Regions from separate parts of the Homo sapiens genome. Here region 2 is linked to region 1. The links are chromatin contacts, found by Hi-C or POLR2A ChIA-PET in ENCODE. All regions are on one chromosome and are shown on one strand. Each heading gives the region's core, a stretch centred on a gene start or an enhancer-like site at or near the end of the contact. The rest is flanking DNA. Distances are from core to core; before and after follow the strand shown. Region 1 has its middle 25 kb from the start of ZFAND6. Region 2 overlaps ZFAND6 (zinc finger AN1-type containing 6).

Region 1 (6,071 bases), core at 278-2,777:
AGGAGCTGCAGGGCAGGCCCACGTCAAACAGGGGATGGCATCCTTTTGGCCTTTAAAGAGCTTGGCTTACACCTGTCAGGTCACACAACGCCCTTCAAAAGAAGGCACCCATACCTCCTGACACTTAACTTCTTTTTTTTTTTTTTTCTTTGAGACGGAGTCTCGCTCTGTCACCCAGGCTGGAGTGCAGTGGCACGATCCCGGCTCACTGCAAGCTCCGCCTCCTAGGTTCATGCCATTCTCCTGCCTCAGCCTCCCGAGTAACTAGGACTACAGGCGCCCGCCACCACGCCCGGCTAATTTTTTGTATTTTTTAGTAGAGACGGGGTTTCACCGTGTTAGCCAGGATGGTCTGGCTCTCCTGACCTCATGATCTGCCCGCCTTGGCCTCCCAAAGTGCTGGGATTACAGGCGTGAGCCACCACGCCCAGCCTTAACTGCTTTTCCTACTGCATCTTGGCTGTGTGTGTGTGTGTGTGTGTGTGTGTGTGTGTGTGTGTGTGTGTGTATAATGCATCCCCTAGGAGGACATCCTGTTTCTAGCCTCTGCACCTTCCCAATGCCCAGCCCAGTGCCTGACTCAGTGCCTGAGTAAATGTGCGTTGGAGGAATGAACAGCCAGCAAAAGAGAGAAGACATTGGGCCTGGCAGCAAAGCAGCTGGAAGGGAGGCCCCTAAACAAACAGAGCCTCTGCCAGGAAATCTAACAAACGAGGCCCCATGGACGATTGTGAGTTGTTGTTTGAATGCTTCCTGTTTGCTGGCTTGAAACCAGACTTCCTACAGTGTCTATTCTGGTCCTCTCACTTTGACTTACCGCTTTTCAAAATGATCAGTTTCACCATTCATTCTGCCCTTTTGGCTCCTAGTTTCTGCAACAGACAGATTGAATCTTCATGCATTTATTCATGAAACACTTCTGGAGTCCCTATTATGTGCGATACACTAAGTCACCAGACTCAGGATTCTATGAGAGAACCTGGTGGGAAAGACAGCTACAAATAAAAATTCACAATCTAGAGTGATAAGAGAACGAAACACCAGGGTGACACTGGGGAGCAGACACTCACACCAAAATAATATATGATTGTGTTTTTCCTGAATTCATTTCCTCATATATGAGTGACTAATGAACAAGATTGGAGGTATTTGGGTCAGGAATGCCACTAATTGTTTCCCAAACACCCAGCTGTGTGGTCATTCAGGGCAGCTGGGAACAAACACCAGCCCAACAGTGTTCAAACTTCCAAGGACCAAGCCTGGGGGCTTTGCCACAGCACCAGCAATTACTCATTTGGCATGCGGCCACTCCTCACTCAGCCCCAAGGACCTCAGTCCTGCACTAGAGGGGTTTCCTGGGACAATGCTAAAACCAAACCAGTTCTGGGCAAACTGGGACAGTTGGTCACACTGAAGTCTGTGGGCTTTGCTGAACTTGCAGGTCTGCACACACGCCAGGACAGCTGGTCTGGATCGGGGATAATAGAGGGAGAGGCATTAACTGCTGCGTGGAATCTTAGCCTCAGCACCTGCCTCTCTAATCTGGCACCCTGCCAGCCCCAGCTCCTAAGATGCAGGCCACTCACACTTCCTGCCTGCTGACTCAGCCACACCTCGGCTGCTTAGTTAGTCCTGATGGAGGCAGGACAAGTGGCCTTGAGCCAGTGAGGAGGGTGGAGACCCTGCTGCTCTTCATCACTCTATCCTTAGCAGCTAGCATGGTACTCCATGGAGCAGGGGTTCACTAATGAATGAGTTAAGAGTGGTCTTATGGCCGGGCGCGGCGGCTCACGCCTGTAATCCCAGCACTTTGGGAGGCCGAGGTGGGTAGATCATGAGGTCAGGAGTTCGAGACCAGCCTGGCCAAGATGGTGAAACCCTGTCTCTACTAAAAATACAAAAATTAGCCAGGCATGGTGGCGCACGCCTGTAGTCCCAGCTACTTGGGAGGCTGAGGCAGGAGAATCACTTTAACCCAGGAGGTGGAGGTTGCAGTGAGCCGAGATCGTGCCATTGCACTCCAGCTTGGGCGACAAGAGTGAAACTCTGTCTTAAACAAAACAAAACAAAACAAACAAACAAAAAAAAGAGTGGTCTTAGTCTCTCTCTGTTCAGTGGGGCTTAAAGCCTCTGACTCCTGCCATGTACTCCCCTCTACCCGCCTCCTAAATTCTCTTCTGTTGCAACTGAAATACGGGACACCAAGACCCCAGGGACCAAGCCAGAAAATGCATGCTGCCTGAAACCCAGCCGTTTCTCACTTTCCCACTCCATGGGGACTCTTTTAAGGCTGCGCAGGCCCCTTTGGCCAATATCTGACTGCCGCCTGCCCCCTTCCCCCCTGAAGTGGCCTTGCCTTTTGCCTGCCAGACTTCCCATGTGCTGGAGTTTCCTGGGCAGATCTCCGGCATGTTGGCTGCTCCACCGCCCACAGCCTCGGGTCTGGCAGCTGCCTAGATGGGGATCCTATGTTTTACATACGCCTCCTGGGAAATCTGCATGCTGACTTTTCTGACCTTCTGAGCTGACAATGCTTTTGGGTTCTATCCCCACCCCACCCATCTGCACCCTCAGGGTCAGTCACCATCAGTCGGGTGATGAGGAGGAAAACAAGGTATTAAGGGAAGTTCCAATCTTTTATTTTTCCCCCATCAACACATTTACCATCAGCTAGCACCTGAGTCCCTGGAGAGCTGTGAGGAGGGTGTAGGAGGATCACGGGGCTATTTGTAGACACAGCCTCAGAGCTGGAGGGAACTGTCTGGGTCACTGAGCCCAGCCTCCCACCTGAGCAGGAAAGCAAACTTGCTGTACTCTGTCGATAAATGGGCCTTAAGCTTTTGCTTGAATCTGCCTTCATGGGTGGCTCACTCCCTTTCTGGGGTGTGGTTCATGGTTAGATTGTGCCTACTGTTAGGATGTTTTCCCTATATCTCTTGTAGTAAAATGAGCCCCTTGTTGTACATGTCAAATTCCAATGTTGCACTCCTGGATTCTGGTAAGCTTACCCTGTCGGTACCACTGTGGGTTGAGATGAGATCTCCCACTAAGGATGGGATGTTTCCCATCATTGATCCATTGTATCAATCAGGATCCCGACAGGTGCACTCAAGTTAGGATAACATGAGGAAGATTTATTTTCAAAAGGACTACTTACCAACTTATGGGTGGGATAGACAGGAACCCCAGAGACAGTGCAGTGATCTGCCTTCACTAGCAGTGGAGATCTTACTTGTTAGGCCTGATGGATCAGGGGACAGACTGGTAGTTTCTGGAACCCACAAAGTGGAGTCATGTATAGGAGCTGTCTATCAGAACCACCTAGGGGCTTTCCAAATGCACTCTCCACTCCCAGACTCCCCAGGAGAGTTTCCTAGAGCAACAGGGAATGCAGGCTGGTTATCAGGGCCTGTGAAGCAAAGAAGCTGCATTTCATCACCAGATGTGAAGGCTGAGTTTGGGGCTAAGAAAGAGCAAAGTTGGAGGGGTTAGGACTCAGGCAGGCACTGGCCTGGGGCAGGGAGCCTGGGCAAAGCACAAATGTGGCCTGTGAGAGGCCCTGCAAATGAGATGAGCACCTGGGGCCTATTGTTGCAGTTGACCTCTGGCCTGGCCAGGGCCTGTGTTGCTCCCCAAGATTTCTTTGCCACCCCAGACTCGGGATCCATTTCCTTGAGTAACAGACGGCTCCTGTTCTCCTCACTTGAGAGTTCTTTTGTCTGACTGGACTCTTCCTTGTTTTTGTCAGTTCAGATGAGTGACCTTGTTCAGCTGAAGTCTTTTCTTTGGGCCTGGGGCCAACTTTTCTTGGGGCCCACCTGCTGCCCAGTTCCTCTATGATCCAGCTCTAATGCTTCCCAAATTATAAGGTGAATAAAAATCCTTAAGGACCTTGTCAAAATGACAACACTGATTTAGTAGGTCCTGGTGGGCTCAGAGATGCTACATTTGTAGCAAGCACTCAGATAATACTGATGCTGCCCGTCCACACACCACACTTTGAGTAGCAAGCCTTGAACCCAGTGGTTCTCAATTCTTGGCTGGAATGAGCTTGAGCTCATCTGGAGCACATGGTGAAAACACAAAGGCCCAGGCCCTTGTGTACTCCAATGAGCCTGGACCTCAGCCAGCTGCATTAGCTCTCAAGGTGATTCTCATATACATTAGGGTTTCAGAACCATTGCTGGGCCTCTAGTGTGTTGCAGGTGGCTGGCCTGATTGGGTAGCATTGGTTGCCAACTGCATTTAAGGCCCTGGCACAACTCCCTGCCAAGACTTCCTGGAAGGCTCTTTCCCTAAGGGTGGCTTTATGTTGTCATTCCTTGACATTATGGGTCTCCTGTAGTCCCCCTCATCACTCTCCAACAATAGGTCCCTTTCCTTAAAGCTCCAGGTCAGTGCTGACACTGGATGTCCCCATTGCCTATAGCAGTGTTAGCAAACTATGGCCCACAGGCCAAACCAGCTGGCCACCTGTTTTGTAAATAATGTTTCATTAGAACAGTCATGCTCATAAATACAAATACAAAAATGCTCCCATCCCCTTTGCAAATAGCATGATCAGGAAAATTGTCTCCCTTTGAAATATAACTTCCTATGAAGCTCCTATTAACCAGAGCTTTGAGAGCATGGCATGTGCCCAGTGTTGAGGACACAAGGCTAGGCCACAGATAATGAACTCTTCCCCAGCAACCCCTGCAATGACCCTCCTCCCTGGGGGTCTGTGGATACTTCCCCTGCCTCCTTCTCCCCTATTTACATGCCAGGGCTAAGAGGGTGATAGACAAGCGTGAAACAAAATTACTTTCCATGTGAAACAGGCTACCCTACTTTGGCTGCCAAATGAAAATGCGAAAAGGTTCAAAAATACAGTTTCTTGATGGATTGAAGATTGTGGAAACGGTGAGAAGGAAATGAGGCGGCCACTAGGGAAGCCCAGAGGAGATGTGGTGAGGCACCTAACATCCCCCTCTTCTACAAACCTTCAACCCCAGCTGGGATGCACAGTAAGAAAATTCAAGCTTCTTGGCCCGGCACGGTGGCTCACGCCTGTAATCCGAACACTTTGGGAGGCTGAGGCAGGCGGAGTACCTGAGCTCAGGAGTTTGAGACCAGCCTGGGCAACACGGTGAAAACCCGTCTCTACTAAAATACAAAAAAAAAAATTAGCTGGATGTGGCAGCGTGCACCTGTAGTCCCAGCTACTCGGGTGGCTGAGGCAGTAGAACTGCTTGAACCCAGGAGGCAGAGGTTGCAGTGAGCCGAGATCGCGCCACTGCACTCCAGCCTGGGCAACAGAGCGAGACTCTGTCTCCAAAAAAAAAAAAAAGAAAATTAAAGCTTCTTTTAGGCCTCCCGTCATTGCAGCAACTGCACTGTCAAAGGTACAGCATCATCATCTGACCCAACAACCTCCAGGTAAGATATAGCAAGGATCCTCAGCCTGGGACTTGGCTCCATCCAATGCTTTGGAAGGGGAATCTGGCTTGACATTACAGGTCTCCTGCAGGCTCCCTCATCACTCTCCGATGATGGGTCTCCTTCCTCAAAGCTCCAGGTCATTGCTGACATTGGTTGACCCTGCTGCCTAGAGCAAACTATGGCCCATGGGCCAAACCAACCATTTTGTAAATAATGTTTTACAATAATGTATCTACAAAATAGCACCTATTTTGTAAATCACGTTTCAATAGAATACAGTCATGCTCATTTATTTATATCAGACCTCCCTCCCCCCAGTTACATTTTGGGTTGTGACAACTGAGGAGTGCTACTGGTATCAACTGGGTAGAGACTAGGATGCTGCTAAATATCCTACAGTTCACAGGACAGCCTTCATAACAAACAATGATCCAGCCTCAAATGTCAGCAGGCCAAGGTGGACAATACCTTGTGTATTGTTTATGGCTGCTTCTGAGCTAAAATGGGAGAGTCGAGTAGATGTGACAGAGATCACATGACCTGCAGAGCCTAAAACATGTTCTATTTGGATTTTGTACTAGTCAGGGTTTTCCATAGAAACAGAACCAATAGGATAGAGAGAAAGGAAGAAAAAAAGAGAGAGAGATTTA
Region 2 (6,368 bases), core at 3,459-5,958, 72 kb after region 1:
ATATTATAAATGCTCAAAATAATAGATTTTAAGGCTTTAGGATTAAGAATTTGAACATTACAAAGTAGGATATTTTCAATTAAGGTATCATAAGAAACATCTCAAGAAGAGTAGAATAGAAATCTTTACTCCCGGCTGGGCGTGGTGGCTCACGCCTGTAATCCCAGCACTTTGGGAGGCCAAGGCGGATGGATCACAAGGTCAGGAGTTCAAGACCAGCCTGGCCAACATAATGAAACCTCCGTCTCTACTAAAGATACAAAAAATTAGCCGGGCATGGTGGCTGGCACTTGTCATCAAAGCTACTCGGGAGGCTGAGGCAGGAGAATCGCTTGAACCCGGGAGGCAGAGGTTGCACTGAGTGGAAATTGCGCCATTGCACTCCAGCCTGGGCGACAAGGCAAGACTCCATCTCAAAGAAAAAAAAAGAAAAAATCTTTACTCCCCTGCCTTCCTGTCTCAATCTGCTGTGTGCATTAGCCCCATTTCACATTCTCAGTAGCTACATGTGACTGATGGCTACTGTGTTGGACAACACTGTTCTAGATAGTTGGTTTCACTAGGTAATGTATTTGCATTAAACATGACATTTATTGATGACACAATTCTCTTTGTCTGGAACATGAAAGATTGGTTCTTGTATCAGATATAACTCCACCAAGAAAGAGAAGAGGAAGCAAAAAATATTTCTTCAAGAATCTTGGTGAAGGTTAGGTGTATTTTCTCTGGGTTTTATGTAAAGTGTTTTTTTTTTTTTTTTTTTGAGACGGAGTCTTGCTCTGTGGCCCAGGCTGGAGTGCAGTGGTGCGATCTCGGCTCACTGCAAGCTCTGCCTCCTGGGTTCATGCCCTTCTCCTGCCTTAGCTTCCGGAGTAGCTGGGACTACAGGCTCCTGCCACCACGCCTGGCTAATTTTTTGTATTTTTTAGTAGAGAACGGGGTTTTTTAGCATGTTAGCCAGGATGGTCTTGATCTCCTGACCTCGTGATCCGCCTGTTTCGGCCTCCCAAAGTGCTGGGATTATAAGCATGAGCCACCACGCCCGGCCATAAAGTGATTTTTAAACAATTTATAAAATTTATTATAGTGTAGTTATTTTTATTTTTCATTTTTATTTTTGAGATGGAGTTTCACTCTTGTTGCCGAGGCTGGAGTGCAGTGGCATGATTCTCCTGCCTCACCCTCCCATGTAGCTGGGATTACAGACGTGTGCCACCACACCCAACTAATTTTGCACTTTTAGTAGAGACAAAGTTTTACCATGTTGGTCAGGCTGGTCTCGAACTCCTGACCTCAGGTGATCCACCCGCCTCCCACTCGGCCTCCCAAAGTGCTAGGATTACAGGTGTGAGCCCCCGCGCCCAGCCTTGCAGTTACTTTTGAATAAAGGTATTGACAGTTGAGTCAAGCAGTGTTGCAAGTATTGAAGTCTGTCAGTGACTGCTTCTCAGATTAAAGTGAGCCATCTGTTTATATGTGATATGGAGATGAAAACTGATTTTTACATTTAAATGCTAGTAGATTTCTTATCTAGAAGCACCTTTGAAGACTAGCAATGTTATGGGTGGCACATTAATTTAGAGTCTTTCAGGAAGGACTAGGTTTCAGTTAGTGGTTTTATTGTGAGATAAATTTATCTGTTTGAGATGATTCCACTAAAGGTTAAAAGTAGTCTGGATTTCAGCACTGATAATCACTTTTACTTTGTGCTTAGAAATAGTGTAGGTGTTAGGGGAGATACCAAAGGATAGGAACAAGCTATTAATGTTATGTTCTAAAAGAAATCACTGTTTACTGGATTCTAGTCAGGGACCAGAACACATGGAAATAGAAATCCATTCTACCTAAGGAAAGAAAAAAGGATTATTTTAAAAATCTTTGGAAAATCATATGTAATTGAATTGCAAGTATATAGCCTTGGTACTTTTTATGTGTGTGCTATTCTGTCTCCTCCCCACCTCCATCCATGACTTTAGATAGGTTCATCGGGTCAGTGTTCATCCAGGTCTAATCACCTTGTCTGGAGGGTTTATCCCATGGTACTAAAAGGTCAGCAAGAGCTGATTTATAGGTATACAGATTGTCTTAGAAGGGAATGTTAGTAGGGAGGCAGTGAATGGCATGTGTAACTTCAGTTTCTTCAACTGATTACAAAGGAACGTGTGTGAGAATGTTACCTTCCTTATACAGATTTGGTGAGGCCTAAGTCAGATAATCTATATAAAGTGCTTAGCCCAGGGCCTAGTACATAATAGTGAGTAGACATTTTCAGTGAGCACTTACTCTAATACATACCTAATTGTGTAGTTTCCTTACCTGGTTTTTTTAATTTAGGGAAAAAATTTGGAGAATTTGGTGGGATTAATTGGTAACTTGTGGATATTCACTCAGAACATCTCAATTCAAAGTGCCTGACTGAAATTTAACTCTTGTAACTAGCGGCCTAGATATGCTCTGAAGTGTTCATGGTATAGTATATCAGCCCGACCTCAGATTGGCTTACTGTTGAGCATTGTTGAGTTTGCTCTTAATCAAGAACTTAAAGTGTCCAAATTTTTTAGCCATCTGAGCCCCTTTATTTAATTGAAATCTTTTGCAGAAACCAGGTATGTGAAAACACCAAAAATGAACTATTCTATTTGAAGCAGAAATTTGTAACCCATTCTGCCTTCTCAGTCTGCTTTCTCCCTACCCTTTTCCTCTGCCTCAGCAATCTTTGATAGAACAAAAGCAGACACTTAGGAGAAATAAACTTTATGAAGGATTGCCTAAATGATAAGCCTGAATGATAAGTTCATTATTATTATTGTTTTTTTAAGAAACAAGAGTCTTGCTCTGTCACCTATGCAGGGGTGTAGTGGTGTGATCTCAGCTCACTGCAGCCTCAATTTCCTAGGCTCAGACGGTTCTCCCACCATAGGCTCCTGAGTAGCTGGGACCACAGCTGTGCACCACCACACCCAGATAATTTTCTTATTCTTTGTAGAGACGGGGATCTCACTGTGTTGTCCAGGCTGGTCTTGAACTCAAGCAATCCTCTCGCCTTGGTCTCCCAGAATGTTGGGATTACACACGTGAGCCACCGCCCCTGGCCGGATTTTATTTTTAACTCTGGCTCCACTCCATGAAGACTGGCTGTTAACTGAAGGTGGCCATGAGACTATTGATTTATATTAGAACTAAATAGCCAGAGGCTGGGTGGGCGGTTCACGCCTTATAATCCCAGCACTTTGGGAGGCTGAGGCAAGTGGATCATTTGAGGTCAGGAGTTCAAGACCAGCCTTGGCCAGTATGGTGAAACCCCGTCTCTTCTAAAAATACAAAAATTAGGTATGGTGGTGTGTGCCTGTAATCCCAGCTACTTGGGAAGCTGAGGCAGGAGAATCGCTTGATCCTGGGAGGTAGAGGTTGCAGTGAGCCGAGATCGCACCACTGCACTCCAGCCTGGGCGACAGAGTGAGACCCTGTCTCAAATCAGTCAGTCAGTCAATCCATCCATCCATCCATCCATCCATCCCAGAAACTTACATTTTACTTTTCAGGTATTATTGACCATATCATTTTGTGTTTTACTTGTTGTAAACTATAGATGAAATCCTCTTATGTTATCTGGGGTAATATTTCATTGTACTTTTCTTGAGTCGCTGATTTTGTTTTTCTTAAGTAGTCATATTCTTCTTTGCATTAGCTCCTTGAAAGAATAGAGTTGAATGGCTTCCAATTAGCAAATAGGCCTTTATGGGCATACATTTTATTTATTGACAGTATTTCTAACTTATTTTTTTTTAACCATTTTTACTTGGATTGACTATTTTTGCCTACTTTTGATATCATACAGCATGCATTTTTAAAGTCACCTAGAATTCTTTTCAGAGCAATTTAAAGTATATAAAAAACAGTAATATTTAGTGAACAGCACTTGTTCTAAAAAGCTCCCCTTTTCATTCTAAGGTGGTGGGATTCCCTGTTGCTTGTGGGTTTAAGTTCAGACTCCTTATCATGGAAACACAGATTTTGTGATGTGGCCTTATTCTAAGATCATTTCCCACTATCCTGTAGTCTAGGCACACAGAAGTCTCCCCTGGTAGACCACATACTTGCTTTTATCCTTCCTTTACAGTTATAAATATTGAGCGTAAGCACATAGTAAATTTTTGTTGCCAGTTATCCAGAGTAATTGATACATCATTTTATAAACTTTTGAGAGGAGGATGTTAGAAACCATTCCATCACACTTTTAATAAAAAACGGTATCATCTCAGGTGGAAGTGAGGCCTATTCACAGATCTCCTAACAGGTGATTACTGTCTCTGTGGCAAGGAGAACTTTTATGAACCTGCCCTTTGTGAGCTATGGGTAAATAAGGAGTCTTGGATTTATGACTGCAGCTACTATTAAATAGTGGACAGTTTGAACCTCTCTCTCTCATGATGAACTGCAGATATGTGACTTAAATAAGCCACCCAATTCTGAACTGAGCTTTATATTGCAACTTACGGGTTAAAGTATTTTCACAATCACCGTCCCAGTTGACCCCCTCAAAATTCTATGAGTTAGAAAGGACAGGCATCATAACTATCTTAAATGAAGTACTTCAGGCTAAGCACTTATCTAAGTAGGAAGTTTATATTCACAACCAACTTGAAGATGAGTCAGTTCTTTTTTCTTTTTACTACATATCAAGTTGTCCCTGTATATATAACAGTTGTTTTGCAGTGATTTGTAGTTAAACTTCCTTTCATGATGCATTTGTTAGTCATCCCTACAAGGTGTGTTACGTTTTAACTGAAAGAAAATCAGTTTCTGAAGTATCTTGCAATCATTTCTGGCATCCATTTTTATATACCTCTATGAAGTGAGAGTGGTGTATTCTAAAACTTTGTGGTTTTGATACTTAACATTTTGTGGTTTTGTGGCTAATAAAGTTGTAATTTTGGAGTTAGATGTGATGTTTGTGCAGATACGTGAAAATCAGACATTAGTATTTCTGTTCTTGTACCTACATTGATGAGAGCAGAACTGTGTGTCCTAAATATCTTTTACAGTGTTTAATAGCTAGCGGAGTGATAGGTACGATAAGTTTATCAAGATATCCTTGAACAAAGAGCTATGACAAAAGAAAGTACTTGCTTATAGTCATGGAATTTTGCTATGTCTTTCCTGATAATATCTCTAACCAAAATAGTTGTGAAATCATTTATTCATCCAGCATGTATTTGAGTACCTCCTATGTGCCTGGCATTAATCTAGAGCGGGAATTGGCCAACTATGACCCACTCACCAAATCCATTCTAGTCACCCCTTATTGTAAATAAAAGTTTTATTGAAACACAGCCATTCCTATTCATTTACTTATTGTCTGTGGCTTCTTTTTTACTGTAAAGGCGAAATTGAGCAGTTATGACAGACTCTATGGCCCACAAAGCCTAGAATAATTGCTCTCTGGTGCTTTAGAGAAAAAATTTGCCAGCCCTAATCTAGAGTGCTGGGAATATAACTCTGAAAAAACCAAATAATTTTTTCAGTATGTTAAATTTGTTTTTTTTTTTTTTGCTTCCATATTATAGGCTCTTTGTGCCTAGAAACTTATTATTTGCTCATTATGCATATTTTAATTCATGTTGAAGGACAGTGTTATTACAAGTAAGTTGTTTTCCTCTGAATTTGTGTAGGTATCTTTTTCCTCAGTAACCCTTTTCCCTGAAATGGGAGACTAATTAAGAACTGTGTGCCAAAAACCTCTGCAAGGATAGAGACTTCAGTTTCCAGTATGTGGATAAGAAACTAGATTGAGGAAGGCTTTACTCTGGGGTGACGTATCTCAAAATAGGTGAAAGAGGAAAAATACAATGAAGTGTAATCAGAATCAAGATTTAATAAAAGGGCCGGGCGCAGTGGCTCACGCCTGTAATCTCAGCACTTTGGGAGGCTGAGGTGGGTGGATCACCTGAGGTCAGGAGTTCAAGACCAGCCTGATGAACATGGTGAAACCCCGTCTCTACTAAAAATACAAAAAAATCAGCCAGGCATGGTGGCGGACGCCAGTAATCTCAGCTAGTCGGGAGGCTGAGGTAGGAGAATCACTTGAACCCAGGAGGCAAAGGTTGCAGGGAGCCAAGATTGCGCCACTGCGCTCCAGCCTGTGCAACAAGAGCAAAATTCCGTGTCAAAAAAAAAATAGATTTAGTAAAAATAATTTGTTTCATCAGGAATACTCAGCAAGTGAAACTGGTTTTTTGTTTTTTAACTGTGAGAGTATGGTGATGAATATAATGACTACTATTAGGTAGTCATTACATAATGACATCACCATATTATGTGACATCTCCTTGTCATATAACGACAACTGTACTATTATAGTATGGTTT

Evidence for each region. A loop is a pair of places that touch in the nucleus more often than their neighbours do. ChIA-PET counts read pairs that join two places held with the same protein, here RNA polymerase II (POLR2A). Pooled maps may share reads with other maps.
Region 2: a pooled map shows a loop between it and region 1 (7-fold over the local background). The contact joins two enhancer-like sites. A Hi-C loop is called at or near these places in 1 of 168 maps with a recorded cell type or tissue (endothelial cell of umbilical vein), 5 of 37 single-sample maps with no recorded cell type and 8 of 50 pooled maps. POLR2A ChIA-PET finds 5 or more read pairs at or near these places in 2 of 52 experiments (OCI-LY7 and naive thymus-derived CD4-positive, alpha-beta T cell).

Annotation. Positions count from the first base shown.
Region 1 is chr15:80,032,129-80,038,199 of GRCh38, forward strand. No RefSeq gene overlaps it. Among named protein-coding and RNA genes, the nearest start is that of ZFAND6, 25 kb to the right of the region's middle. RefSeq lists enhancers at 1-622, 623-1,366, 1,367-2,110. Within about 2 kb of position 1,528, at least 13 of the 41 ENCODE cell types and tissues checked have a DNase peak (open chromatin) inside an H3K27ac peak, as active enhancers do.
Region 2 is chr15:80,101,048-80,107,415 of GRCh38, forward strand. All of the region lies in intron 2 of ZFAND6 (zinc finger AN1-type containing 6), which reads left to right. Among named protein-coding and RNA genes, the nearest start is that of ZFAND6, 45 kb to the left of the region's middle. Within about 2 kb of position 4,709, at least 3 of the 41 ENCODE cell types and tissues checked have a DNase peak (open chromatin) inside an H3K27ac peak, as active enhancers do.